6 separate regions of the Homo sapiens genome follow, and regions 2, 3, 4, 5 and 6 are each linked to region 1. The links are chromatin contacts, found by Hi-C or POLR2A ChIA-PET in ENCODE. All regions are on one chromosome and are shown on one strand. The core of a region is the stretch at or near the end of the contact, and the rest is flanking DNA. Distances in the headings are between cores, read along the strand shown.

Evidence for each region. Hi-C counts contacts between places; a loop is a spot of excess contacts on that map. ChIA-PET counts read pairs that join two places held with the same protein, here RNA polymerase II (POLR2A). Pooled maps may share reads with other maps.
Region 2: a loop to region 1 is called in a map of gastrocnemius medialis, with 4 times the contacts of the local background. The contact joins the promoter of UBAP2 here to the promoter of DNAJB5-DT in region 1. A Hi-C loop is called at or near these places in 3 of 168 maps with a recorded cell type or tissue (ascending aorta, gastrocnemius medialis and naive thymus-derived CD4-positive, alpha-beta T cell), 2 of 37 single-sample maps with no recorded cell type and 15 of 50 pooled maps. POLR2A ChIA-PET finds 5 or more read pairs at or near these places in 2 of 52 experiments (AG04449 and activated CD4-positive, alpha-beta T cell).
Region 3: a loop to region 1 is called in a map of ascending aorta, with 18 times the contacts of the local background. The contact joins the promoter of UBAP1 here to the promoter of DNAJB5-DT in region 1. A Hi-C loop is called at or near these places in 1 of 168 maps with a recorded cell type or tissue (ascending aorta) and 13 of 50 pooled maps. POLR2A ChIA-PET finds 5 or more read pairs at or near these places in 1 of 52 experiments (B cell).
Region 4: a loop to region 1 is called in a map of gastrocnemius medialis, with 5 times the contacts of the local background. The contact joins the promoter of TPM2 here to the promoter of DNAJB5-DT in region 1. A Hi-C loop is called at or near these places in 1 of 168 maps with a recorded cell type or tissue (gastrocnemius medialis) and 4 of 50 pooled maps. POLR2A ChIA-PET finds 5 or more read pairs at or near these places in 2 of 52 experiments (AG04450 and activated B cell).
Region 5: a loop to region 1 is called in a map of ascending aorta, with 7 times the contacts of the local background. The contact joins the promoter of CCDC107 here to the promoter of DNAJB5-DT in region 1. A Hi-C loop is called at or near these places in 4 of 168 maps with a recorded cell type or tissue (CD4-positive, alpha-beta memory T cell, ascending aorta, gastrocnemius medialis and 1 more), 4 of 37 single-sample maps with no recorded cell type and 18 of 50 pooled maps.
Region 6: a pooled map shows a loop between it and region 1 (4-fold over the local background). The contact joins the enhancer-like site here to the promoter of DNAJB5-DT in region 1. A Hi-C loop is called at or near these places in 2 of 37 single-sample maps with no recorded cell type and 7 of 50 pooled maps.

What each region holds. Positions count from the first base shown.
Region 1 is chr9:34,987,202-34,991,699 of GRCh38, reverse strand. It overlaps DNAJB5-DT (DNAJB5 divergent transcript), which reads left to right and starts at 2,321. Exons shown (of 2, transcript NR_109756.1): 1 at 2,321-2,541. DNAJB5 (DnaJ heat shock protein family (Hsp40) member B5) reads right to left here and starts at 1,955. Exons shown (of 5, transcript NM_001349723.3): 1 at 1,869-1,955; 2 at 888-1,201. The coding sequence starts at 1,069. RefSeq lists enhancers at 1-840, 841-1,770, 2,325-2,534 and silencers at 2,052-2,200, 1,715-2,214.
Region 2 is chr9:34,046,979-34,051,476 of GRCh38, reverse strand. UBAP2 (ubiquitin associated protein 2) reads left to right here and starts at 2,590. Exons shown (of 29, transcript NM_001370062.2): 1 at 2,590-2,652. It also overlaps the pseudogene RN7SKP114. RefSeq lists enhancers at 56-910, 911-1,767, 1,958-2,487, 1,768-2,623, 2,624-3,480 and silencers at 2,518-2,607, 2,758-2,807.
Region 3 is chr9:34,177,145-34,181,642 of GRCh38, reverse strand. UBAP1 (ubiquitin associated protein 1) reads right to left here and starts at 2,600. Exons shown (of 7, transcript NM_016525.5): 1 at 2,403-2,600. RefSeq lists enhancers at 678-1,635, 1,636-2,592, 2,358-2,787, 2,593-3,551.
Region 4 is chr9:35,687,465-35,691,962 of GRCh38, reverse strand. TPM2 (tropomyosin 2) reads left to right here and starts at 2,038. Exons shown (of 9, transcript NM_003289.4): 1 at 2,038-2,259; 2 at 2,692-2,817. The coding sequence starts at 2,146. RefSeq lists a silencer at 621-700 and an enhancer at 3,596-4,073.
Region 5 is chr9:35,655,671-35,660,168 of GRCh38, reverse strand. CCDC107 (coiled-coil domain containing 107) reads right to left here and starts at 1,877. Exons shown (of 5, transcript NM_174923.3): 1 at 1,684-1,877; 2 at 1,442-1,593. The coding sequence starts at 1,789. ARHGEF39 (Rho guanine nucleotide exchange factor 39) reads left to right here. Exons shown (of 9, transcript NM_032818.3): 9 at 1-826. It also overlaps RMRP. RefSeq lists a silencer at 1,755-2,014 and enhancers at 2,097-2,604, 2,605-3,113.
Region 6 is chr9:35,632,836-35,637,333 of GRCh38, reverse strand. It overlaps a transcript of CD72 not described here. Among named protein-coding and RNA genes, the nearest start is that of SIT1, 16 kb to the left of the region's middle. Within about 2 kb of position 2,598, at least 2 of the 41 ENCODE cell types and tissues checked have a DNase peak (open chromatin) inside an H3K27ac peak, as active enhancers do.

The DNA of each region.
Region 1 (4,498 bases), core at 1,072-3,571:
AGAAGAAAGAGCACCTCGTTGGGGGGGGGGGCAACCGTTTTCGGAAATGGCAGCAAAAGCCGTCTGAGAGGGAGCGGGGGGGGGTGGTCTGCCATTTCTGCCTCAACCCACACCTTCTTTCCCCTGGGACTGGGAAAGAACCCTAGCACACCAAGAGGGTGCCCCTAGAGAACGAGAGCAGCTTCCAGGCAGAGGGCCAGTGGAACGGCTCACCAACCACCCACCTCCTTTTGGTGTCCCTGCATTACCTCCACACCCGGCCAGCTTCCTCCCTGGTACCCACCTGCTAGCTGCTCTAGGCCCATACATCTCTTGCCTCCGCAGACACAGGGCAAGCTCTTTCAGGATCTGCCTCCTTTTTCTCTTTCTGCTTTCCTCCCTCCTTCCCTTCCCCCCTACCCACAGGCCACGTGTTGGAATGACAAAGGAGCCCCATGGCATGGCACTGCCTTTGATGGAGAAGAATGAGGAGGATGTTAAGGTAGAGGCAGGAAGGAAAAATGGGGAGAAAATGGCGAGGGGGACTGTTGAGGTACAGGGAGGGGAGATGGCTGATACAGAAAATGAGGTACTGATGGAGGGGGATGAGTGACAGATGGAAATGGCTGAGGTGGAAAATGGGTTAATGATGGGTTGAAAGGGAGGAATGTGGAGAGTTGAAATAATGGAGGAAATGTCTGTGGAAAATGGATACCTGAAGGGTTTGAGAAAAGGAATGATAAGGGGTGCAATTCATTCAAATATGTGGGTGAGGCCGGAGGGGGGTTCCTGTATGTCACAGAGGGGATGAGGATGAGTTGGAGGAAGCAGGAAGGCAATGGAGGGGATGGCCGCGTGGAGGGTTTGACTGGGTATGGGTGTGAGTGCCCTTCTCCGGAGGGACTTACCGAAACTTTACAAACCCATTCAGCGTCCACGCTCGAAGTTTTAAGGGCTCCAGCTGAATTTTAAACATCAAGCTGGCTAAGAAGTCTTCTCCCCAGGAGTGTGGGAAGCTCCGGAAAGCTCCTCGGGCCTGCAGTGGGGGTGCTGCTGGGGGTGGGCAGGAGAGCACTGTGCGCTTAAACATGCCCAGCCAAGCCCCTCACCTCTGATCGCTCCACCGGAGCCGGCCTGAAGTGCTGCAGCTCTGGAAGCCACCTCCTTGGACTCTCAGAGGCGCGTGCCCAGCAAGGCCTGTCTGGCGCAGCAGGTGCCGGACCTGATCCCCAAATGTGGAGAGTGAAGGGAGAAGACCCGCGGCCACCTGCTCTCAGGTGCAGCAGTGTCTGGCTGGCTGTGAGCGGCTGTATGGCAGCGTGTCAGTGAGGCTGGGAGTGCAAGCGTGTGTTTGTGAGTGGCAGCGTGTATACCTGTGACAGGTGTGATTGTGAGGGCCCGAGAGGCAGTGAGCTCCTGTCGCCTCTCACTGGGGAGGACCCGACCCCAATCCCCAAGAACCTACTCAATGAAGTCACTGACGGGAGTCTCCTCCCTCGCAGATGGGCGGGGCAGAGCGGAGCTCGGCCGGGACAAAAGGCGCGGCGAGGAGAGGAGGGGAGGGGGCTCGGGCGGGGGAGGGTGGTCGGTGATGTCACCCGCGCTGGCTGGCTGGTCTGCTCACAGATGCCTCCGCCCCACAGAACCCAATCTGGTCCGGTCCGACTCGACCCTCCCCTCCCCTCCCCTCCCCGACTCAGACGCTGGCTGCCCCCTGTGACAGCCAAGCCCTGGTCTAGGACTCCGAGCACCCTGCAGACCCCGGGGCCCCGCATCCCCAAGGCAGCAGAGCCTACGGGCCCTCAGTGTCCCAACCCCCCAACACCAGGAGCCCTGGCTTCACGACGCCCCGCTCCCGGGACCCCCGAGTCCTGGCTTGGCGCCCTCACCGGTGAGGAGCTGCGGGCGCCGCCGTGGTCCGTGAGACAGCCGCTGCCCCCTCCCCCGGCTCCGGCTCCGCCGCCTCCACCCGGGACAGGAGTCGCCTGCCCGCCGGCCGCCGATAGCGGGACCGGGAGCCCGCCCCCACGGCTCCGCCTCCGCGCCGCCCATTGAACCGTCTTCCTGTCACTCAGCTCAGCCTCCACTGTGATTGGGCAGTTTTCAACAAGCGGCTTGGTGATAGCCGCCCATCCTCCGCCCCTGTCACCCGGCCACACGCGCACACATTCCAGGCAGTGATTGGTGTGGATCTGATTGGCGCCCTCTGGGATCACTCAACCACGCCTCTTTGCCATCTTGTCGTGCCATTGGTGAAAAAGACAGAGGGCGGCAACCTCGCTCGCCCTTTGATTTTATTGGTTCGTGCCTGAGACTCAGACCCGAGCCCGGGGGCAAACTATATTAGTCCAATCTCCGGGTTGAGAAGGTGGGACGTACTGGCCACTGCTCGAATCCCAGGAGAACCTTCTGGAACCCTTGCGACGTCAAAGGCAGCCTTAAAGGAAAACTGTACCCACCAGTTGGCCGTGCGGCCGTGCATTCTTTCCTTTCTTCATTGGGGGGCAAGAGGGAGAGAACAGTGCACTCTGGGAGGTGTAGTCCCTGGACCGGGGCCAAAAGGTCAGCACTTCTTACTCGCCTTTCAGCCAACGGTGTAACCACCTCAAGCTGACCTCATTTAGCTTTACCTTATCCTGACCCCGCGGTGGCCTGATGTGACCTAACGGAATCTCTAACAGACCCCACGGATGCCGGGTTTCAGAGCCCCCCGGACCTCTCCCCCGAGGGAAACGGATGGCTCTGCCCAGGCCGGTGCCTCCAGGAATCTCCCCCGCCCACCCTCTGTACAGCCCCTCATCCTCGCGCCCCTCTTCAGCGACCCCGCGGTCTCCATTTCAGTCCCTCTTCTAATCAGTCTCTCATCCTGCTTCCCCCTGGAGTGCCTGTGTTTTAGCCCTTTCCTTCTTGGCCCTAGATGATCTCCTGTCTTCCTTCCCGCAGTGATCCCTTTTGTCTTATTCTTGGTTCTTTCTTTACACCCCGATCTCCTATCCTAGCTCTCCCCTTTCATCTTTCATCTCACTCCCCAAGATCCCCTTCCTTAACACCCTCAGAATCTCTAGTCTCCCCCACCCCCCATTAAGTCATTAGATCTCAGCCCCAGTGTCCCCGATGCAGGGAGCAGGCGGGGCTGCGGAGGCGGTCGCCAGCGGAAGCCGCCACTCCAGCAGACACGGTGCCTGGCGCCCACGTCACTGTCTCCCAGGCCCATCTGTGCTCGAGGGAGCGGGGGTGGGGAGGGAGTAATTTGGGGGTGAAGTGGGGGAGGGGAGTGCTGGGGGGTTGATGATGATAGAAGGGTCAGGCCGGAAGCTCCCCTTTACTTCTTTCTTTCCTATTTTCCAGAGACAGAGTTTGGACACCCATGAGGTCTTGCTAGAAACTGCAGCTTGAGTACCTGGGCCAAGAGCAGAGCAAGGCGGGGGGGGGGTGCCAGGGTCCTGGAGTCATGTCTGTAGATTCTTCACTACCTACCTTCATGCCAGGAGTCACTATGGGGCTCCCAAGGGTAAAGGGGCATGAGGTGTGAAGGAAGAAAGAGACTTGGGGTGAAAGGAGGATGGAAAGGAAGTGGGGTTGGGGGCCAGGAGGGGAGCAGAGATGGGTGATGAATGTGGGGAAATGAGCATGAGGAATTTGAGGAAATGGGGTTGAGGGGGGGAGGTAGGGAGAGGGGGTGGTGAGAGGATGGTGAGATGGGGTGAGGGGGATGAGGAGGGGAGGGGCATGGGGCAGATGAGCCATAGGGTGGGAGTAAGGAGGGCAGAGGAAAGGAGGGCTGGGGAGGGGAGGGAAGGCAGGGTGGGGGATAAGGAAAGAAGGGCTGGGGAGGGGCAGGAAGGCAGGGTGAGGGATGAGGAAAGAAGGGGTGAGTAATGAAAGGATGAGGCACAGAGATGGGGTGAGGAGGAGTGAGGAAGGGGGAGGGGAGGGAGGAGGGATGGACATCTCTGTGTGACACAGAGATGGGTAAGGTGGGGTGAGGGGCCCTGCACCGCTGCTGGCTCCTCAGATCTGGGGGCTCTCACTCTTCCACCTCCACACCTGTGGGGCCCAGGCTGTGGGTGGCTCTACTTCTTCCTATTCCAGTTCTGTCTCTTTTGCCTCCCCCAGCCTTGCCTGTGCCAACACGGAGGCAGAGAGTTTAGTCACCAGCCTTTACCTGGCCCCTGCTAATGCTAAAGTGTAGGCTCGGACCTTTGAGGGTGCAGAACTGTGCCTTCAGGTGTTGGTGGCACAGACTCCACTGTTTGCCTAGTCCTCGGTTCCCGCCCTCAGTCCCATTGTCCTGGGTGTCACGTGTGTGTAGTGCTCAGTGTGGCATGGACTGTGACAGTGTGGTCTGGAGTCTATGCACCTTGTGAGCTTACACGCCACACTCATGCCTCATCTCCTTTGTAAATGGGGATTGGTGCCTCAGGGGGTTGTTGAGAGGGTTAATTAAGGTAACACAGGTAGTGCACTTAGTTCTGAGCTGGGCATGTAGTTTATACCCAACCAATGGTTAACTTGGTTA
Region 2 (4,498 bases), core at 1,341-3,840, 940 kb after region 1:
CTCTGCCTCCCAGGCTGGAGTGCAGTGGCACAATTTTGGATCACGACAACCTCTGCCTCCTGGGTTCAAGTGATTCTCCTGCCTCAGCTTCCCAAGTAGCTGGGATTACAGGCGCCCGCCACCACGCCCGGCTAATTTTTTGTATTTTTTTAGTAAAGACAGGGTTTCACCATGTTGGCCAGGCTGGTCACAAACTCCTGACCTCAGGTGATCCACCCACCTTGGCCTCCCAAAGTGCTGGGATTACATGCGTGAGCCATCACGCCCGGCCCAGTTCTGTTTGTTAAAGGCACAGTTTAAGCATTCTTTGTTTTTTTTTTTGTTTGAGACAGAGTCTTGCTCTGTCGAACAGCCTGGAGTGCAGTGGTGCTATCTTGGCTCACTGCAACCTCCACCTCCTGTGTTCAAGTGATTCTCCTACCTCAGCCTCCTGAGTAGCTGGGATTACAGGCGTGTGCCACCACGCCAGGCTATTTTTTTTTTTTTTTTTTGAGACGGAGTCTTGCTCTGTCGCTCAGGCTGGAGTGCAGTGGCGCGATCTCGACCCACTGCAAACTCCGCACGCCATTCTCCTGCCTCAGCCTCCCGAGTAGCTGGGACTACAGGCGCCCGCCACCACGCCCGGCTAATTTTTTTGTATTTTTAGTAGAGACTGGGTTTCACCGTGTTAGCCAGGATGGTCTCGATCTCCTGACCTCGTGATCGGCCCGCCTTGGCCTCCCAAAGTGTTGGGATTACAGGCGTGAGCCACCGCGCCCGGACATTTTTTTGTATTTTTAACAGAGACGGGGTTTCACCGTGTTGGTCAGGCTGGTCTCAAACTCCGTATCTTGTGATCCGCCCTCCTCCGGCTCCCAAAGTGCTGAGATTACAGGTGTGAGCCACCACGCCCGGCAGCATTCTTTAATTCAGATGAATAACAAAGGCTTTATTTGAACTAGATAGGGCTGTTTAAGATGTCAATTGTTTTACTTAATAACTAGCAAATTAGTAATTAGCATAGTGCCCTGTACAAAGTTCAGTATAAGCTAATTTCCCCTTTCTACCTTACTTAGACCTTTTGGGCCCGATGGGTAGAGTGTGAAAATGATTACTGATACTTACTGAGGGTTTATTATGTGTCAAGCAGGCATTTTACATAATCTCATTTAATTTTCACAAGCCGGTGAAGTGTTATTACAGAGGAAAGCTCCAATTGAGATAAGGCATGCCGGGACTGCAAAGTCCTTGTATGTAACTAGCTTGGGATAAAACAGGCCAGTAAGTAGACCTTGAGAGCTTGTTTAGAGGACCTTGAGAGCTTGTTAACACGGGCGTGCAGCTACTCCTATATCCTTGACTTGTCCTCTTCTATGGGGGATGCTCCTCCTTTTCGACCGAATATGCAGCTTCGGGAGGGACGCACATGGAGAGGTGCGGGAGGAAGGGGCCACCCGCCTAGACAGCCAGATCAGCCGAATCAGCCCTGGCGATCTATGGGGTGACAAGATAGCCAGAACGCCCTCACATCCAAACAGGCCAGTAAATGGAAAATACTTTAAAACACCATGCTACAATTATAAACCATCATCTTATTTATTCGTAATTCTTGGAGTTGACAACAGGTCAGATCCTATTGAGAGGAGGTCATTAATTTTCTAAAGACAGAAAACCTGGGTCTCTTCGGTCAACAAACAACTCTAAGGTTCTTTTTTTAAATCCTTAAATAGGGAAAATCCTGGACTCAAGGAGTTGATTATATGATATAACAGAAATAAACGGCTGACTTGGAGTAGGCGTTCAGTAGATTCTAGTCTTTTCACCCAGAAGGGGCTTGGGAGGGCAAAAGTAAAACCGCACTGAAAAAGACTAAAAGTGGGCGCACCTTCCGCCTTGCCGAGGCTCTCGCTGCTAGCCGTTGGCGTTTTCCCGCGCAGGGGGCAGGGCGCAGAGCGAGCCCAGGAACGTGGGAGCGGAACCCCACCCCCCGCCAGGACTACACCTCCCAGCAGGCACCACGCTCCGCCACATGGCGGGCGGCATCCAATGGTATTAGTCCTTCAAGCCAGCTTAGTCCGCTTTCCGTCCCGGCCTTCCCTCGGCTCTAAGGTCTCTAGGGGGTTCGTCTAGAAGCCCGCTGGAGAAAGGCTGCGGTAGGGGTCGCCTTGGCTGTGCAGCATGTTGGGAGTCGTGGTCCCCTCGTGCAACATTTGGGAGGCCAGGCTTGCCCTGAGTGGTTGGACCACATCACGTGATGAGCACAGGGCGGCCACAGGGGAGTAACCTGTGGTGCTTTGTGAGGTCATCACGGCGCGACGACGAGCTGCAGTTGTGGGCACCTTGTATGCGGTGGGTAATACTCTCCTGATGACTCCGAGTACAATACATATTATCAAGTCTCCCTTATTTGTTCCTTTCTGTGGTCCCCACCTCCACGCGGTTGGCTTCGCGGGGTTGGGGTGGAGGTGGTGGCTGGAAGAGGCCGCGCGCCGCCTAGGCTGACTCTGAAGCCGCGCACGAGCGACGTGTTGTGGCTCCTCCTTCGCCCGTGACGCGAGGTCACGTGACGGGTTGGGCAGCCTGTGCCGCCGCCGCCGCTTTGTAAGAGGCACATTGGCAGGTAACGAGCGGCGGCGGCGGCAGCGGGTCTTGGGTCCTCCGAGAGCAGCAGCGGTAATTGCCATCCTCTCCCTCTCCTTCCCTCTTCCAGGGCCCTGAGCGCTGCAGCGTGTGCTTTCTAATTCTGGGTTCAGCTCGTCTGAAACCCCACCGCCTGCAGACTGCCCCGGCGCCCACCCGTGAGGACCGGGCCGAGCTTCACTCGCCAGGTCCACGGTCCCTCTACGTCCAGGCCCGGGCTCCCTCCTTCCTCTTCCCCTCACGTTGCCCTGTGCTTCTTCCTACTTTCCCCCGTCCAGGTCGGCTGGGCCCCACCCAGCCCCAGGGGTGCCTCCCCTCCCCCCTTTCGGGTTTCTGCCCTGGAGGGTGTGGTTTTCTCTCCCACCTCGGTGCCTGCCAGTAGACTGGAGCTTCCCCGCCACGCTGTCGGTCCCATCTCATCACCTTTCCGCTTTCACGCCCGTAGCTAGTCTTGGGACTGGCCCTGTTATAGCCCCAACTTATGCGCTCTCTAACCTTTCCTGGCTTACCCGGAGTCACAGTTCAGTTCTACTTCTTTTCAATTCTGTAGGGCATTGGTCTCAATTGGGACTCAGTTTTCCTCCACACCCGCCGTTCCTGTAGTCTGGTTATATCACAGTTCATTATTTAATGTAGGTTTTTGAGCGCTTTGTAAACGGCAAAGCTCTCTCTGTTAATAATACATACTCAAAATGTTATTCTTTCATTGGTGCATTACAACTCAGTTGTTTGCCTCTGAATCACTTTCCCACTCGGCTTTTCCACATTTTCCCCTGAGTTTTTAGTCTAATTAGTTGCCCACGCATCTCAACTGTCACCACTCTGGTCTCTAATGCTTGCTCGCTTTAGGGGTTGATCCCATCATTATTACTGTTATTTCCTGTTTGATGTAATCCAGTCATTTACTACCACTTCTATTGGATATTGTTTTTACCTCACATTCAAGGAAGGTATATGGTTTGCCAGTATTTAGGCTTATTGTCTTTCTACAGCACCAGTGTATCCTAACAGTTGAGAGATTTTAAAAAATTACTATTAATTTTAGAGATATGGTCTCCATATGTTGCCCAGGCTGGCCTCCAGCTCCTGGGTTTAAGCGATTCTTTCACCTCAGCCTCCTGAGTATCTGGGATTACAGTGTGCACCACGGTGCTCAGCTAGTTGAGGGTTTTTTCAGGTCTCCATAAGGTATCCAAAGATTATCTTTTATTTGAAGGGCATATAATTTCTTGGGTGAACCCAGTTCTTATATTCCTCTTCCGTTGTGACAGCACTTTTTTCAACAAGGGGTATGCGACTAGTTATTGCATTCCTCACTTTTCACTGTGAATTGTGTATCCGTTTTAGTGCCAGTTTGTGAAAGGTGGAAGGAAGTTGAACATGATACCTAAGCTCTCCCGTATCCTACATTGGTGTGTTCCCCTTTTACCTCAGGAAAGGGAATGTATTCCACTCCCTGGAGATGATAGTTTCCTTCAATACACTCACCTGTGGAGCCCCTTCGCTAGGGTTGTCCTTCCATTGCTTTGAAGGCTTCTCTTATCATTAGGCAGAAGTGATTAGTTTCCCAAACTGCCCTTTTGCTTGCTGCCAGCATACTCCTGATTTTCCTACTTATGGCTAGTTGATACGTGTGACGAGAGATTTTCCCACAGCGCTGATTTCCCCCATTTGCTTCCCTGTTGCCTCTCACCCTCAATAATTATGAAACCTTTCAGAGAAGGAAGGTTTTTGTTGTGATTGAAATATGCCCGAAAGTGGTGGCATGGGAGAGAATGAGGCCATGGGAAAGGGTTGTGGTAATTGCCTCTCTTGCCTGTTTCCTGCTGCTCTGGTTTCCTCTGTCCTCCCTTTAAATGTGGGCTGGATCAGCAGTAGT
Region 3 (4,498 bases), core at 1,351-3,850, 810 kb after region 1:
GGCTAACCCAGTGAAACCCCGTCTCTACTAAAAATACAAAAAATTAGCCGGGCGTGGTGGCGGGAGCCCGTAGTCCCAGCTACTCAGGAGGCTGAGGCAGGAGAATGGCGTGAACGCGGGAGGCAGAGCTTGCAGAGAGCCGAGATCGCGCCACTGCACTCCAGCCTGGGCGACAGAGGGAGACTCCGTCTCAAAAAATAAAATAAAATACAAATAAAAATAAAAAAGGCCGGGCGCGGTGGCTCACGCCTGTAATCCCAGCACTCTGGGAGGCCAAGACGGGTGGATCACGAGGTCAGCAGATGGACACCATCCTGGCTAACACGGTGAAACCCCGTCTCTACTAAAAAAATATTTTAAAAAATTAGCCAGGTGTGTGGCAGGCGCCTGTAATCGCAGCTACTGAGGAGGCTGAGGCAGGAGAATGGCAAGCCCGGGAGGCGGAGCTTGCAGTGAGCTGAGATTGCGCCACTGCACTCCAGCCTGGGCACAGAGCGAAACTCTGTCTCAAAAAAAAAAAAAAAAAGAAAACAGGCCGGGTGCGGTGGCTCACGCCTGTAATCCCAGCACTTTCGGAGACCAAGGCCGGAGGATTATTTGAGGTCAGAAGTTCGAGACCAGCCTGACCAACATGGTGAAACCCCGTCTCTACTAAAATACAAAAATTAGCCAGCCGTAGTGGTGGGTGTCTATAATCTCAGCTACTCGGGAGGCTGAGGCAGGACAGTCACTTGAACCCAGGAGGCGGAGGTTGCAGCAAGCCAAGATCGCGCCACTGCACTCCAGCCTGGGCAACAGACCGAGACTCCCTCTGGAAAAAAATAAAAAGAAACAAAAAAAAAAAAAAGTTTTTTTTCCAATGAGGTTCTAGCAGGTTAGTAAAGTTATCTGCTGTGCAATGACAGCGATGGTCACTCACTAAAGAAACATTAAGTTTAGCATTTCTGTAATTATAATGACTCTTATTATTGCAACACACAGTAGCTATTTAATAAACACCATGAATTAATAGAACTAGAAACAAAAATTTAATAAAATTTCACTTATAGTAAGTTAATGCGGACAATGTAATTCTTTTAAGACTTGACACATTTCACATTCTTTGCCATAATACGTAAACTTTTTTTTTTTTTTTGAGTCGGAGTCTCGCTCTGTTGCCCAGGCTGGAGTGCAATGCAGCGATCTAGGCTCACTGCTACCTCCGCCTCCCAGGTTCAAGCCATTCTCCTGCCTCGGCCACCCGAGTAGCTGGGATTACAGGCGCCTGCCACCACGCCCGGCTGGCTTTTTAGTAGAGAAAGGGTTTCAACATGTTGGTCAGGCTGGTCTTGAACTCTTGACCTCGTGATCCGCCCGCCTCGGCCTCCCAAAGTGCTGGGATTTCAGACGTGAGCCACAGCGCCCGGCCAATACGGAAACTTTTAGTTTAGGTTGGGACATTAACTAGAAAGAACTATATATCACTAAAGACTAAGTATCTTGTTTTTCCCACCATCAAATCTGACAAAATTAAAAAGGAAAACATCCATCATATCTATTCAAATTCTCAAATGCTAATAACTGAAGAGACAAAGCACTAACGAGTAAAGTTAGAACAGAATATACGTAATACTTAACTAAATTACCAAATCTGGTTTCGCAACACTGCATGGTGACTAAAAGTAACAATTTTTTTTTCAGTTTAACATAAAACGTATTTTTATGCCCAACCATACTTTTAAGACGCTAGTCTGGAAACAATTACATTTGGCAACAAAGGTCAAAGATCACTGATATAGCTCAAATAAATGAACCTGACGTTCCACAAGAAAGACTGGGGCGGTTCCTGAGGCCCAGGTGGACTGTATAGGTAAGCCTCCACCCAAGAAACAAAAAAGGCGGATAAACATACCTGGAGAAGACCAGACAAGGCCAAAGATATCCCCAAAGATCACTCACCTCTGGTCTAGTCTCCACCTTTTCTCCCCAATCTCATTGCCTCAGGGAGAACTAAATCTACACCGCACGTCCCCAGCTCACCCTCAACTCCCCACCACTCACCTTCTTTACTAAAATCTGGGTCCCCCTCCCTGACATCCTCTAGTTCCCACCGAGTTCTCAGTCCAGCCCGATAGATGTCTACTATGCCTGTCTTCCAGTAGGGTATTAGTCTCCTTAATCCGAACTCATTTTTCCGCATCCCACTTCCCCTCCGCCCCTTCAACTCCGGTCCCCTCACTCCGACCCTTCTCCCAGAATCCTCCCCGAATCGCGGATCTCCGGCCACTTTTCCCTCCCACCTCCTAGCTCCGGCGCCCTTCACCTCGCTCGGCCCCCCATCCCGTTTCCCAGTCTCCCAGTACCAGCCCCCCTCCCCCAACTCCGCCCCTCTTCCCCCTCCCCCAGAGGGAGGCCCCCCTCACCTGAATGCCGCTGCTGCCGCCGTCTCAGAAGCCGAAAGGTGCTGGCACCGGCCGGCCTCCCAGGCTCGGTCCCCGCTGAGCTCCCGACAGCCCCTAGGGAGAGCGAACGCCACCACCTCCAACTCTGCCCGCTCCGGGCCAGGCCGTCACCGTAGCCACCGCCAGTGCCGCAGCCGCCATGTTGAAGTCCTACTTCCCTCCTCCTTCCCCTCACCGCCCCACTCATTTGGGCGTCTGACGTCATGGCGCCGCGCTCCACACGCCCGGACCAATGGGAGGAGCCGACGGTGACATAACTAATCTCTCTTCTAGCGAGGAGCTACTCCGGCAACATGGAGCATTGCAATTGGAATGAGTAAACCCTGCTGACCTAAGGGGGAAGGAGGAAAGGAGGGGGTCACTAAGAGTGTAAGACTTGGGTTTGGCGAGGCGGCCAAAGCGGGAAACCCAAGAGCCTTGAATCGCGAAGGTATGCCCAAAGAGTTAGCAGCGAGTCCTATTTGGGAATTAAGACATCTAGCTTCTGTTCAGGGTCAGCGACCTGGTACAACTCATACCCTTTCTGGACCTCACTTTTCCCATGTATAGAGGACTAAGTTGAAAGGTGACTTCTAGGCCGGGCGCAGTGGCTCACGCCTGTAACTCCAGCACTTTGAGAGGCCGAGGCAGGAGGGTCGCTTGAGCCCGGGAGGTCGAGGCTGCGGTAGCCGTGATCGCGCCACTGCACTCCAGGTGGGCAACGGAACGCGACTCTGTATCAAAAGAAAAAAAAACAAAGGTGACCTCTAAGTCTTCCTTCAATTCTGACATTCTATGGGTTTAAACCAGGTAATCCTATCCCAAGCCTTCACTGCCTTCTGTGGGGGTTTTTGTTGTTGTTGTTGTTTCTGTTTGGGGTGTTTTTTGTTTTTTTGAGACAGGGTCTCGCTCTGTCGCCTAGGCTGGAGTGCAGTGGCGCGATGTTGGCGCACTGCAACCCTGCAACCTCCACCTGTCGGGCTCAAGTGATCCTCCCACCTCAGCCTTCTGAGTAGCTTGGACTATAGCCACATGCCAACACGCCCGGATAATTTTTATTATTTTATATATATATATGGAGAGACGGGGTCTCACCATGTTGCCCAGGCTGGTGGTAAACTTCTGGGCTCAAGCCTCAGTCTCCCAAATTGCTGGGATTGTAGGCGTGAGCCATGGCGCTGGCCTTCTGTGTCTTTCTATGTCTGCTGGAATTAGGAGACAGAGAATTATTAATTGAATAAGATGACTCTTGAGCCCAGGAGTTCAAGACCAATTTAAGCAACATGAGACCCCCGTCTCTACAAAAAGTTTGGTAAAAATTAGGTGAGCCTGGGCAACATAGTGAGACCTTGTCTCTACAAAAACTCAAATTATCTGGGCGTGGTGGCATGTGCCTGTGGTCCTAACTATTCAGGAGGCTGAGATAGGAGGATCACTTGAGCCTGAGAGGTCGAGGCTACAGTGAGCCAGGATTGTGCTGGTGTACTCCAAACATGGGTGACAGAGCAAGATCTTGTCGCAATAAAATAAAATAAAATAAAATGACTAGGCACGATGGCTAACGCCTGTAATCCCAGCACTTTGGGAGGCCAAGATGGTCAGATCTCTTGAGCTCAGGAGTTTGAGACCAGCCTGGGCAACGTGGAGAATCTTCATCTCTAACAACAACAAAAAACAGTTGGGCATGGTGGTACACGACTGTAGTCCCAGCTATTGGGTTCTGCAAATGAGACCCTGTCTAAAAATAAAATAAAATTGTAAAAAATTAGCCAGACATGGTTGTACACATCTGTGGTCCCAGCTAGTCAGGAGGCTGAGGTGAGAAAATGGCCTCAGCCTGGGAGGTTAAGGCTGCTGTGAGCAATGATCATGCCATTGCACTCTAGCCTGGGCAACAGAGCAAGACTCTGTCTCAAAAAAAAAAAAAAAAAAAAAACAAGGTCGGGTGTGGTGGCTCACGCCTGTAATCCCAGAACTCTGGGAGGCTGAGGCAGGCAGATCATCTGAGGTCAGGAGTTTAAGACCAGCCTACCCAACATGGTGAAACCCCATCTCTACTAAAAATACAAAATAAAAAT
Region 4 (4,498 bases), core at 789-3,288, 700 kb before region 1:
TGAGGTACAAGTATGAATACTGGGGGTGAGGTTGGGCATGGAAGGAGATGAGGCCAGAGAGGCAGGCAACAGCCAAAACAACGGGCCTTCTATACCATATTAAGAAATGTGGATTTTTTTTTTCTCCTCAAAACAGGCAGGGTGCCCGCACGCCTGTAATCCCAGCTACTCAGGAGGCTGAGTCGGGAGGATCACTTAAGCCCATAAGTTCAAGACCAGCCTGGGCAATCTAGCAAGCTCCCGTCTCAAAAAAGGTGGGGGGACAGGGATTAGGGAGGGGTTTTGGAGAATTTTAGATAATATTCGCATTAACTTTTAAAAAGATATTTGACAACAATGTCATGGGACAGTCAAATGAATGAATGAGTTGAGGAACTAGAAGTAAGACTACAAAACAGACTGAAGAAAACATAAGGCGCGGCCAGAGGCCAGCCCAGACCGACCCGAGGAGGAACCTCCTTGGTAGAAGGCAGCCTCTCCAGGATTAGGTGGTTGTGAGACGCGAAGGGCAGGGGATACCCAGTGGTCTAGCATAGGCTACTGGTGGATGAGGCGTCTTCCACGGAGTTAGAGGAACACTGCGAGGTCAGGCCAGGGTTGCTCTCCGTGTGGCTAGCAGGCAGCTAAACAGATCTGAATGCATTTCCACGCCACCTCCCCACCGCCCCGGCCAGCGGCCTCGGGTTCCCACGGTCCCCAGCCCACTGCAAAATCCAGGCCTCCCGCCCCTCTATGACTGGAGGGTGGGGGCGAGGCTAGCAGCTCCCTCCCGGCTTCCTCCGCTTGTTCTCTCCTCCCCTTCCCCCTCCTCCCGGCGGCTCTCCACTTCCTTTCCCCCCACCCCACCCCAGGGAAAAACGAAAACAAACACCCTCGCGCCTCGCGCCTCCGACTCCCAGACCCCACGACCCGGCTCCGGCGCTGGTTTGGCGGCCTGGGTGGGAGAAGGCACCTCGCCCCGGACCCCCTATGCCCCGCAGCTCAGTGACTCTTCCCCTCGCCCTCCGCCTTCCCCGCCGCAGCCCGGCTCCGCCTCCCAATGGGGAAACATCCCAAAAAAGGGCAGAAAAGAAATTTCAGCATAAAGTTGGCCCACTGGGAAAGAGAGGAGCGTCCGCGGGGAGCGGGGGAGAAGAGGGAAGGCGCGCGGAGGGGAGTGGGGCCAGGCGGAGCCAGGGGCGGGGAGCGGAGGGGCTCGGGACGCGTCCGGGTGGGAGCGGGGGCGGGGAACGCGCGGTGACCAGCCTGGCCGCAGCCGCGTGGAAAATATGCGGGGCACGTGGGGGGCGGGGCGGGGAGCTGGGTCCTGAGCCGCCGGGTGCTCGCAGGAAGGGCCTGGCTCCAGGGGCAGGGGCTGGGAGGGGAGGCGAGGGGATGAGAGGTCAGGCCGGTCCTGGGGGCAGCAAGCCCGGCCACACTCCCCACCGCGACCGGGGCTCTGGGCTCGCTTCCTGCTTCAGTTTCCCCAAGCTCCCGATGAGACTCCGCTACTACCACCACGTCGATAACGCAAACCTAGAGGGACTCAGGGTAAACTGAGGCACTCAAACTGCCGAGGAGCTCCGCCTCCCGAGAGACATTTAATCCGGGGGGATTTGCAGGAAACTTCTAAATTAAGGGTAGCGGCTGCTGCAGCTGAGGGGGGGCACGCCGGTCCCTGCGCCCGGGCAGCTGCCGTGAGCTCACGCCCCGAAATAGCCCCAGGGGCCCCAGCCGCAGCTGCCACTGGGTCCGGCTGTCACTCAGAGGAAGCACGGAGCCCCCAGCCCAAGGGTCCCCTCCCCTTCGCATCGCCGGGGTTTTTCCAGCCGACCGTCGGCCACTTTTTCCTCCGACGGCTGGCAGGGAAGAGGGGGATGGGGGCGGGACCCCAAGGGAGGCGGTCCCCAGTGGGTGGGCGAAGGGGGCGGCCGCACCCCCCGGCCGGGCCGTGCTTCTGCCCCTACAAGGTTTGGGCCGAGGTGGGGGAGGGTCCTGGTTGCCGGCCCCGCCCGGTCCCTCCCCGCCTTTTAGGCGCCCGCGTGGCCGGGACGTCCCAGTCCCGCTCCGTCCTCCTCGCCTGCCACCGGTGCACCCAGTCCGCTCACCCAGCCCAGTCCGTCCGGTCCTCACCGCCTGCCGGCCGGCCCACCCCCCACCGCAGCCATGGACGCCATCAAGAAGAAGATGCAGATGCTGAAGCTGGACAAGGAGAACGCCATCGACCGCGCCGAGCAGGCCGAAGCCGACAAGAAGCAAGCTGAGGACCGCTGCAAGCAGGTTAGGGCCGGGCCCAGTGCAGCCTGCTCTCCCCGCGCCTAGGGCAAGGGTGGGCCGCTGCCATGGGTCCCCCAGCCCCGGGCCTGCCCGCCAAGGCTCTCTCTCACCCAGGGTGGGGGCTGGGCCTTCGCAGTACCCTCAGGGCCTTCGCCAGAGCCGCTTCTCTCCCCTACAATAGCCTGGGGAAGCCCCAGGCCCCTGGTTTCCACTCTGCCTTTGCAGAGCGCGGTTGGTCCTGCTCCTTGGGGCCTGAAGTTTTCTCTGTACCCTCAACGGGTCCCACCAGTACCCTTGACTGTACTGTCCCTTTTATGTTATTCCGCTTCCATCCCAGTAGCCTCCAAATCTTAGTAGCGCCCCTACACACACCGCGTCTCCATTCTGGGCCTGGGCCCCCTCCCAGCCTGGCTGACCAAGTCCCCTCTGTCCCAGCTGGAGGAGGAGCAGCAGGCCCTCCAGAAGAAGCTGAAGGGGACAGAGGATGAGGTGGAAAAGTATTCTGAATCCGTGAAGGAGGCCCAGGAGAAACTGGAGCAGGCCGAGAAGAAGGCCACTGATGTGAGTGTGGACTTGGGGGACAATGGGAGGAGTTAGGGCTCTGGGAAGGGGCCCCCCGGGTATGGGAATAAGAGGATTGGGGCACCTTATCCCCTTATGTCCCCAGCGCCAGGAGAGAAATGGTTTCATCTCAGTAACCAGGGCTAGGGTAAACTTACACAAGTAATCCAAGACAGTGGATAAATCAAAACCACCTACCACTTCCCCCAGAGGACTTAGCCCTGTAATTCTGTTTGGTTCCAGCTTTTAGAATGTACAGTGATCAAGCAATGAGTCATTGTGGGGGTGGAAGGTATAAGAATTTACCATCTACCTCAATTAATCCTCCAGCTGAAATTGGAGAGGAGACTGCAGCCGTTTGGGGATGGGGGGATGTGGATGTGAGGTACTAGCCTGCAGGAGGAGGGAGAGGGATCCAGAGATGAGACCCCACTTGAGTTACAACCCTAAGGGGCCATTAGAAATTCCCTGGCCTTGACCTCTGGCTTCAGCAGCCCTGCTGTGCCCTGGGGCCCCAGCTCAGGTTCTAATGGCTCCTCATTTACCCTCATTAAGCTGTCAGCCTGGAGACCATGCCAGGCCACAGGGCAGAGGGACAGGGCCACAAATGCCAAAGCAGCTACCTTGGCAGGTCATTTACCCTGAGATTTCTCTGCCCACCCCACAACCCCAACCAGACTTCACTTCCTGCCATTCCCAACCCCCAGCTTAAGGTAGGAGAATGGCCATATGGCTTTGGTGTGGTGGTAGTTTCCCCATTCTCTGCCTCAGTTTCCCCATCTTCCTTCCACCCAGGATTGTTTTAAGATGAACCTATGGTTAGATTAGCATAAAGCATGGTCTGAACATCAGAGATGACATAGCTGTTTGTGTCGACTGCTCATGTTCCCAGCCCCCCAGGGGTTGGGCTTCTGTGACCTCCAGCCTCCAGTTTTGGTTCTCCACCAGTCCTGGCACTTGGGAGGGAGCTGACCTGCAGCTGCTAGCACAGACAACCCTGGGCATCTGACACTCTATAAATAACCAAGGCCCAGTGCAGCTGGAGGCAAGATTGGAAACCCAAGTTGCTGGTGGGGGCTGGAGGGGCAGGGGGGACAGGGACAGAGCTGGGGAGGCAGAGCCGCAGCACCAGGAGCAGATAGGAAAGACTGCCCAAGCTTCCTGGTGACCTTGAACACAGCACTCAACTTACATGGTGCCTCAGTTTCTCCCTCTCTCTTGCTTCCCATTTTTCTAATGGGGACAGTAGTGCCTGTCCTGTGGTTAGAGAGCCGCCCCCGTAACTGGGAAGAGCTTGAGAGGCAGGAAATGGCACATATCAGTCCCATGATGAGGACCCCAGGACTTCCCAAACTTTCCAGAGTCTTTTGTCACCCCACCATCATGCAGAGTTTTTCTTTTACAGTCTCACCTCTCTCTAGGGTAGTACTCCAATGTCCCCCACAGTGATTCTTCCCAACCCCCAATGCTGTCCCCAGAATGCTTCCACACTGTCATCCGGCCCTGTGCCCATGATGGGCTCTTGTCACTCTAGGTGGCCAAGCTCCAGGTGCCTTCAGCACCTGGAAGACAAGCTACCATCTACTCTCTATATATGGTGCTGTTTCTCCTGCCCTACAGTCCGACCAAGGACCTGCTTCCTATGCTGTGTCCAAGTGCTGCCCCCAGCCCCTCCCCCCAC
Region 5 (4,498 bases), core at 628-3,127, 670 kb before region 1:
CTCCGGTTTGAAAAAAGCTCTGGTGGCTGAGTGCTGTGGCTCACACCTGTAATCCCAGCACTTCGGGAAGCCAAGGTGGGTGGATCACCTGAGGTCAGGAGTTTGAGACCAGCCTGGCCAACACGGTGAAACCCTGTCTCTATTAAAAATACAAAAATTAGCCGGGCGTGGTGGCAGGTGCCTGTAATCCCAGTTACTTGAGAGGCTGAGGCAGGAGAATCGCTTGAACCTGGGAGCCAGAGGTTGCAGTGAGCCGAGATTGCGCCGCTGCACTCCAGCCTGGGTGACAGAGCGAGACTCCATCTCGAAAAAAACAAAAACTTTGGTTGTTAGACAGTTCATGCACAAAGCCAAAATTTGTCCTTTATGTATCTTCTTTCCATAGTGCTTACTGGAGCCTTCCAAAATAATGTCTCCTCAAGGTGACAGCCCCTCAGGAATTTGAAGGCAATGGTCACACCCTCACCCACTTTCCTGAGTTTTTTCTGGTTTATTAACGTCAGTCTTTACAGTCAGTGCTCATTGACGGTGGTTTTCTCTGGTTGTTTCCTGAACACGTAGTGCTCTTAAAGCAATGCCCTGAGGAGAATACAATTCTCCAGGGGCATTCTGATTGGCAGGTGAAGCACAGTGCCATGTTCCCAGCACTGATTTGGGAAGTGGCTTGTCACATCCCACAGTGAACTCAGTCAACTGGAATGCCTAACTCTCTTTCATAAGACCTCCTGCTACATTATGTTTCTCCCAGACTGTACTCAGGTCCAAGAACAGAATTTACTAGTCTATCCTTCTCAAAGTTCATCATTAAATTCAGTCATTCATCCTAGCCTGTCACATCTACCTGGGGTCATTATTAGCTATCTCTTCTAGTTTCATATATCTAAACTGGTTCCATCGGTTCTATTTTATAATGCAAGTACGTAATAGGGTCACGGCTAAAGACACAGCCCTGGAAGGTACTGTTTTTCAAAATGTACTGTCAACTTACATTTCAGGGCCTCCTCCCAAGGAGAACATGAGACCACTTCATATCTGGAACTCTAGAAACACTGGCTGCAGCAATCAACCTCCTGTGCCAAGGCTGGCCCCACTCTTGTAGCATGGACACTGCTAGCTGGGTTCAAATCCCAGCTCCAGCAGTTGCCAGCGCTGGGTGACCTCGAGCAAGTGACTACTCCTCACTGGATTGTAGGAGAACTAAATGTGATAGTCATTATTTACAGTTCACCACACGCTCTTCACATCCGTTACCTCCCTGGATCCTCAAAATAACCTCATAATATTGGAAGGCCAACGGACTACTGTCTTTATTTTACAGACAGGGAAGCTGTGTCTTGTTCTTGGTACCCTGGCACCCCCATGGGAGATTCGGGCTCAGGGGATCCCCACGCCCGGCGGTCCCGCACCTGCAGGGGCACCCCTACCCCCGGCCGCCCCGTACCTGCAAACACTTGTACAGCACAAAAGCCGCGACGGCCGCGGTGTACAGCGCCCCCAGAGGCAGCGACCCGGCCCGGGTCCGCTCGCGTTGATCCTTGAGCGGTGGTCGCCGCCGGGGTTCCGTGGCTCCAGAGCCGGGGTGGGCTGCGTTCCCTGCGGAGGGAGGATACAGGCGAGTCAGCCGAGCTGGGGCCTGGGACCCGTGCGCAGTCCCAGCCCTCCTCCAGCAGCCCTAGCTGGTACCTGGGTGTGCCCGGAGGTCGGGATTGGCGCGGTCTCCTAGGACCCCGGACAGCGCAGACACAAGCAGCAGCCCCACCACACCCAAGAGCGAAACTGCGCCCGCCATTGCCGGCCCACGGGTGGAGGGATCGGGCGGGCGGTGCCGAAGCGGTCCGGCATTGGCCGGCCGCCCCAACGCGCACGCGCACGCGAGCAGGCCGGCCGGCTCCGGGGAGGCCACGCCCACTCCCCGTAGGGCGGGGCCAGACCATATTTGCATAAGATAGTGTCATTCTAGCTTTCCTGTATTTGTTCATTTCGTGTCTATTAGCTATTCTGCTAGCCACAATGCCTCTGAAAGCCTATAGTCTTAGAAAGTTATGCCCGAAAACGGTTTTTTTAATCTCACGCCACCAACTTTCTCACCCTAATCATAAAACACAATTTCTTTAGGGCTATAAAATACTACTCTGTGAAGCTGAGGACGTGGTTCGTGCTGAAGGCCTGTATCCTAGGCTACACACTGAGGACTCTGTTCCTCCCCTTTCCGCCTAGGGGAAAGTCCCCGGACCTCGGGCAGAGAGTGCCACGTGCATACGCACGTAGACATTCCCCGCTTCCCACTCCAAAGTCCGCCAAGAAGCGTATCCCGCTGAGCGGCGTGGCGCGGGGGCGTCATCCGTCAGCTCCCTCTAGTTACGCAGGCAGTGCGTGTCCGCGCACCAACCACACGGGGCTCATTCTCAGCGCGGCTGTTTTTTGTTCCCGAGACCACGGCTCACTGCAGCCTCGACCTCCCCGGGCTCACGCGATGCCTCACCTCAGGCTCCCAAGTAGTTGGGACCGCAGGCGCACGCCATCATGCCTGGCTAATTTTTGTATTTTTTGTAGAGACGGATTTTCACCTGTTGCCCAGGCTGGTCTCGAACGCCTGGTGTCAAGCGATCAGTCCACCTCGCCCTCCCAAAGTGCTGGGATTACAGGCGTGACACCGCGCCCGGTCAACGCGGCTGCTTTTCATGCGCGGGCAGCTTTACGCTGTTCTTGGCCTTGCTATGAAGTCCTTGTGCTCATTACTCCAAATATGGAGCATTCCTGAAACAGCCTCCTCTTCTACCTCCCTCTCCCTTTGGCAAACGCCATAGTAGCCACCATTCACTGTGTAGCTGGTACACAACATATGGACTCTGCTTGGGCTAGAATCCTGCCTCCTGTACTCAAGAGCGGTGACCTTGTGAAACTTAGTTCTCTCTCCGTGCCTTCCTTTCCACTCTGAGGAATGAAGATAAGCACTTACTTCAAGAGCTATGATGATTAAATGGGATCACTCAAGTTAGAACCGTGCCTACTTATTAGTGATTTTTTTTTTTTTGGAACGGCGGGTCGCTCTCTTGCCCAGGCTGGTCTTAAACTCCTGGGATCCTCCCGCTTCAGCCTCCCGGGTAGTTGACATTACAGGCACGTGCCACCCCGACGGACTCTAGTGATTTTTTAACTTGAGCAGCTACTACTGTAAGCCAGACAGTTGAAATTACACTGACTCTCCCTGACATGCCGCTGCATTCCCTTTCTGCATACTGGGTTCTACACGACCTTCAGTTCTCAGCTCAAGTGTGTTCCCATCATTCGGAACCCTTAATTCAACTTCTAATTTATTCTTTAGTGCCGCTATTTCACTTTCTTCAATACCACTAGACAAGCAGTCCCCAACCTTTTTGGCATCAGGGACCGGTTTCGTGGAAGACAATTTTTCCATGGACGAAGCGGGGTGGAGGGATGGTTTCCGGATGAAACTGTTCCACTTCAGATCGTCAAGCATTAGATTCTCACGAGGAGCGTGCAACCTAGATCCCTCCCATGCACAGTTCACAATATGGTTCGCGCTCCTATGAGAATCTAATGCCGTGCTCATCTGACAGGAGGCGGAGCTCAGGCGGTAATGATTGCTGGCCCCACTGCCCACATCCTGCTATGTGGCCCGGAGCCTAACAGGCCACAGGCTGGTGCTGGCCTGTGGCCGGGTGTTGGAGACCCTTGAGCTAGGCTGGTCCTAAATTCCACAAGGGCAGGAGCCACCTCTCTTTTTTCTTTACCATTTTACTCCCAGAGCCTAGCACAGCACGTGGCGCCTGGCGATAGCAGGCACTCAATGAATCGTTGTTGAATGAAATTAATGAATGGTTAAAATGACCCAAAAGGGTAATATAGTTAAGCTCTTTCAAAGAATGAGGCAACTGCAATTCAGCAAGGTTAAGTATGCTACTAATCAGGTAAGAGGCAGGGTGGTGATTTCACCAGTTTTTTGCCTGTCTCTATACCTTCTGTCGAACAGCCTTTCCCCATCCTTGTCTTCCATGACTTCACCAGGCAGGCAGGTATTCCTTCTGTTCCACAGAGCCTTCCATGGTCTCTTAATTGGGATACACTGGGTCATCTGTCTAGTTAGATCAAGAGCTCCCTGACATGAAACCATTTCCATTCATCACATTTTTATCTCCAGAGCCTGGCATACAAACAGGCAATCAGTACATCATGTGTGTTAAATAAATGAATGAAGCCAAGATCGGTGGCTTATGCCTCTAATCCCAGCACTTTGGGAGGCCGAGGCAGGAGGATCACCTGAGGTCAAGAGTTTGAGACCAGCCTGGCCAACATGGCTAAATCTCGTCTCTATTAAAAATAGAAAAATTAGCCGGGTGTGGTGGCGGGCGCCTGCAGTCCCAGCTATTTGGGAGGCTGAGACAGGAGAATCACGGGAACCTGGGAGGTGGAGGTTGCAGTAAGCCGAAATCGTGCCACTGCACTCCAGCCTGGGCAAACGAGTGAGACACCGCCT
Region 6 (4,498 bases), core at 1,349-3,848, 650 kb before region 1:
CGTCTGTGTGAAGAGACCACCAAACAGGCTTTGTGTGAGCAATAAGGCTGTTTATTTCACCTGGGTGCAGGCGGGCTGAGTCCGAATAGAGAGTCAGCAAAGGGTGATGGGATTATCATTAGTTTTTATAGTTTTGGGATAGGCGATAGAGTTAGGAGCAATTTTTTGCGGGCAGGGGGTAGATCTTCTTACAAAGTACGTTCTCAAGCGTGGGGAGAATATTACAAAGTACCTTCTTAAGGGTGGGGAGGGTGTATCGTACAAAGTACATTCACAAGGGTGGGGGAATATCACAAAGTACTTATCGCAAGGGTGGGGAGGGTGTATTGTCACAAAGTCAATTGATCAGTTAGGGTGGGGCAGAAACAAATCACAATGGTGGAATGTTATCAGTTAAGGCAGGAACTGGCTATTTTAACTTCTTTTGTGGATCTTCAGTTGCTTCAGGCCATCTGGATGTATCCGTGCAGGTCACAGGGGATATAATGGCTTTTCTTGGGCTCAGAGGCCTGACAGGGACCTCAGTGACAGGACTATGTGGGACTTCAGGATCCTGCTCCTCTAGTTCCAAGACTCAGATACTCTCTTCATTTCTGACCTCGTGATCCACCCGCCTAGGCCTCCCAAAGTACTGGGATTACAGGCGTGAGGCACTGCGCCCGGCCAGAAAGTTCTTAAGAAATTACTTATAGGTGAAGAGGGTCTTTGGAAGCGATGTGGCCAGGGTCTCTCCATCTTTGGCCCTGCTCTGCAGTCTCTCAAAGATGGGTTTAAACTTCCAGCTTGGTTTTGTTACAAGGAGGGAACAGATTTAAGTGATTCTCATTTCTTCATTTCTACTTCTTTTATTTATATTCCATTTCTTCCCACTTTGCTAACTTGCTTCCCTATCCTTTACTGTATATTCTCTACTTAGTTGTTCTGGTTCCTTATAACAGCTTCATATTTCCTCTTCGGTCTTGTGACCTCAGTTAAATGTTTAATTATAGAAATAATGTGCACGTGGTTAAAAAAAAAGTCAAATAGAACCAAAGGCTACACAACAGTGGTTCTCAACCAGGGGTGACTTTGCCCCCACCCCCTGCAGGAAACATTTAGGGCATGTCTGGAAACATTTTTGGTTTTCACAACTGGGGAGGGGGTGGTAGTGGAAAGAGGTCAAGGATGCTGTTAAACAACCTACAAAACTCAGGTCAGCTACTCACAATAAGGAATTTCTCACCCAAAATTTATAGTGCTGAGGGTGAGAAATCCTAGCATAGGGGAAAAAATAAAAGTAAAAACCTCTCTCCCCCAATTCCAATTCCTACTCCCAGTCATAGTTCCCAGAGGTAACTACTTTCAACACTTCCTGGCTTTAAGTGTTTTGGTGACTTTTTATTTGTTAATAGTGATACTTAGACCTCTTAGAGCAAGAGAATTCTAGGAAACTCTAGTGAGGTTCTCCATTCCACACCCCCTCTGACAACTCCAGCTATAGGTGACAAACTTTAAGTGGGCTCCTCTGGGCTCCAAGCAGAGAGAATTCCTTATAGACAAGTTCTGGAAAACAGCCTCAGAGCCAAAAGCAAGGACTTTCAGGAAGAAAGCAAGTCTCAGAGACAGCCTGCTTCCCAAGGACAATCATGACTCTTCTGGGTCTTAACTACCAGCAAAACTAATGGTGGATTTAATTTCTCAGCCCTTGAGGCTGGGAGAATGCAGAAAAACCAGAGGGCAGAGGAACCTGCTGGCAGAGACAGCTGAATCCCTGACAGAAAAAATGAGAGCCTGGAAGAGATATGTGTGAAGCTCAAACACAAAAGATTTCCTTGAACTAGAAAATGTGATCTCAGAACTAAAAATTTCCATTGATAAATCAAAGGAGAGGACAGTCATTGCTGAAACCCCAAAATAGGTCTAGAAAATTAAATAGAAAAAAAGTCTCAAAATCTAGCACAAAAATATAGAATTGCAAATATGTGGTAGAAGGTAGAAGCCTGGAACAGATAGAGTAGACTTAACCTGCAAATGCTGTGGGTTCCAGGAGAAAAAGGAACAAGAGAGGAGAGATCATAATTAAATAATAGATGAAATTTCTCTAAGCTGAAGAAAGAATGATTCCAGCTCCAATTGAAACGAAAAGACACACACTCAGCTACATATAGGCAAAAATTCCAAAACTCTAAGAATATAGGAAATCTTACATACTTTAAGGCAGAAAGCAAGTTATTTTTTCTCATCTGCAACCCTGAAAGTTAAAAGACCCCCAGATGGAATGTGGGCTAATGAAAGAAAAGGCCTGCAACCTATACCCAGCCAAGGAAGAAAAAAAGATTTGCAAAAATCACTGAGTACCTCATCTGAGAAATACTTTTGAGAAGAGACTCTAATAAACAACAAATGAATCCTAACACAGACTTCAAGACAGGGGAAGAGAAGAAGCAAGAAACCAGTGGGGAGCAACGAACCATGTCTGTTTATGAGGTGTAACATATATGCTAAATAAGGACTCTTGAAACAGATGGAACACACTATAAGGGAAATTCTAATAAGGACTAAATTATCTCATTAAAACTGTGGAGTCAGGCGGTGGGGATAAGGGGAAGGTAAAAGTGTTCCAGAAGTCTAAGGCAGGGAGAGGTGGGGAGGAAAAATGGGAGAAAGGAAGGGAAGTGAAAGTAATCTAAAGGTCACATTTTGGCCAGCCGCGGTGGCTCACGCCTGTAATCCCAGCACTTTCGGAGGCCGAGGTGGGCGGATCACCTGAGGTCAGGAGTTCAAAACCAGCCTGGCCAACATGGCGAAACCCTGTCTCTACTAAAAATACAAAAATTAGCTGGGCCTGGTGGCGGGCTCCTGTAATCCCAGCTACTTGGGAGGCTGAGGCAGGAGAATCGCTTGAACCCAGGAGGTGGAAGTTGCAGTGAGCCAAGATCGTGCCACTGTACTCCAGCCTGGGGAACAAGAGTGAGACTCTGTCTCAAAAATAAAAAAGATTACATTTTATTGGGATGGGGAGGAAATAGAAGGTAATTAAAGTATTCTGGAAATAGTAGCTGTTGTTTTCATACACTAGAAAAGTCATGTGTATCTATCTGAGAGCAGGGACAGGGATGGTAACTATTAATAGAATGACAAACTCCAAATTAATGAGGAGAAAAATTGAATGAGTAGTAATTTATTTAATCTAGCAAAGATTAAAAAAAAGAAGAGTTAACAACAATATAAAAAAACTTTAAAACAAGTAAGATGGAAATAAGAAAATCAAATACATCACTCATTACAGTAAATAAAAGCGGACTGAAATCTACCATTAAAAGACTGTCAGATTTTGTTATAAATCAAATTTAGGCACACATTACTTAAGAGAAACACACTTAAAGTGATAAAGTTTTAAAATAAAGACATGGAAAGAGATACCAGGCAAATATTAAATATTATTTTAAAAACCAGAGGCTATATACAGACAATCCCCGACTTAACAATGGTTTAACTTAGGATTCTTTGACTTTACGATGGGTTTATCAGGGTATTAAATGCATTTTCGACTAACATTACTTTCTACTTATGATGGGTTTTTCGGAACGTAGTCCCATCCTAAGTCAAGGAACATCTGTACTGATATCAAACAAGAGAAATTTAAGTTACGGGCTGGGGGAGGTGGGAGAAGACTTCCTGCAAAGGGATAGGAGGATTTTGGGAGAGATAGGAAGGTTTTGTATCTTAATTGTGGTGGTAATTACACAACTGAATACACTTGTCAAAACTCATAGGATTGTACACTTAAAATGGATCAATTTGTTGTATATAAATTACAATGCAATAAAACTGGTTTTTAAAAAAAGAATGAAAATACTATGTTCACAAAATAAAAATGTGAAATGAGAAAACAGCGTAACATGAGAAACTCTCTCAATTACCCTGTATCATATATTATACTGTCAAAAAGATAGCAAGCTTTAAACAACACACGCACAGGAAAAATAAAGGGAGCACTTATTTCAAGAAATTATGAAAAGAATAAGAAAAGAAATCAAATCAGAAAATAATAACTAAAGCTAACACTAATGAAATGAAAAAAAAAAAACAAAAAACAAAAATACTAAGAAGGCCCAGGCACAGTGGCTCATGCCTGTAATCCCAGCGCTTTGGGAAGCCAAGGCGGGAGAATCACTTGAGCTTAGGAGTTCGAAACCAGCCTGGGCAACATGGTGAAACCCCATCTCTGAAGAAAAAAAAAAAAAAGTACAAAAATTAGCCAGGCATGGTGGTGTACGCCTGTAGTCCCAGCTACTTGGGAGGCTGAGATGGGAGGTTAGATTGAGCCCAGGAGGTGGAGGTTGCAGTGAGCTGAGATTGCACCACTGCACTCCAGCCAGGGCAACAGAGCCACACCCTGTCTCAAAAAGAAAAAAAAAAAAAAACTAAAAAGGATAAATAAATCCAAAAAATTGTCTTTTAAAAGAGCTAATAAGGCTGGGCACAGTGGCTCGTGCCTGAAATCCCAGCACTTTGG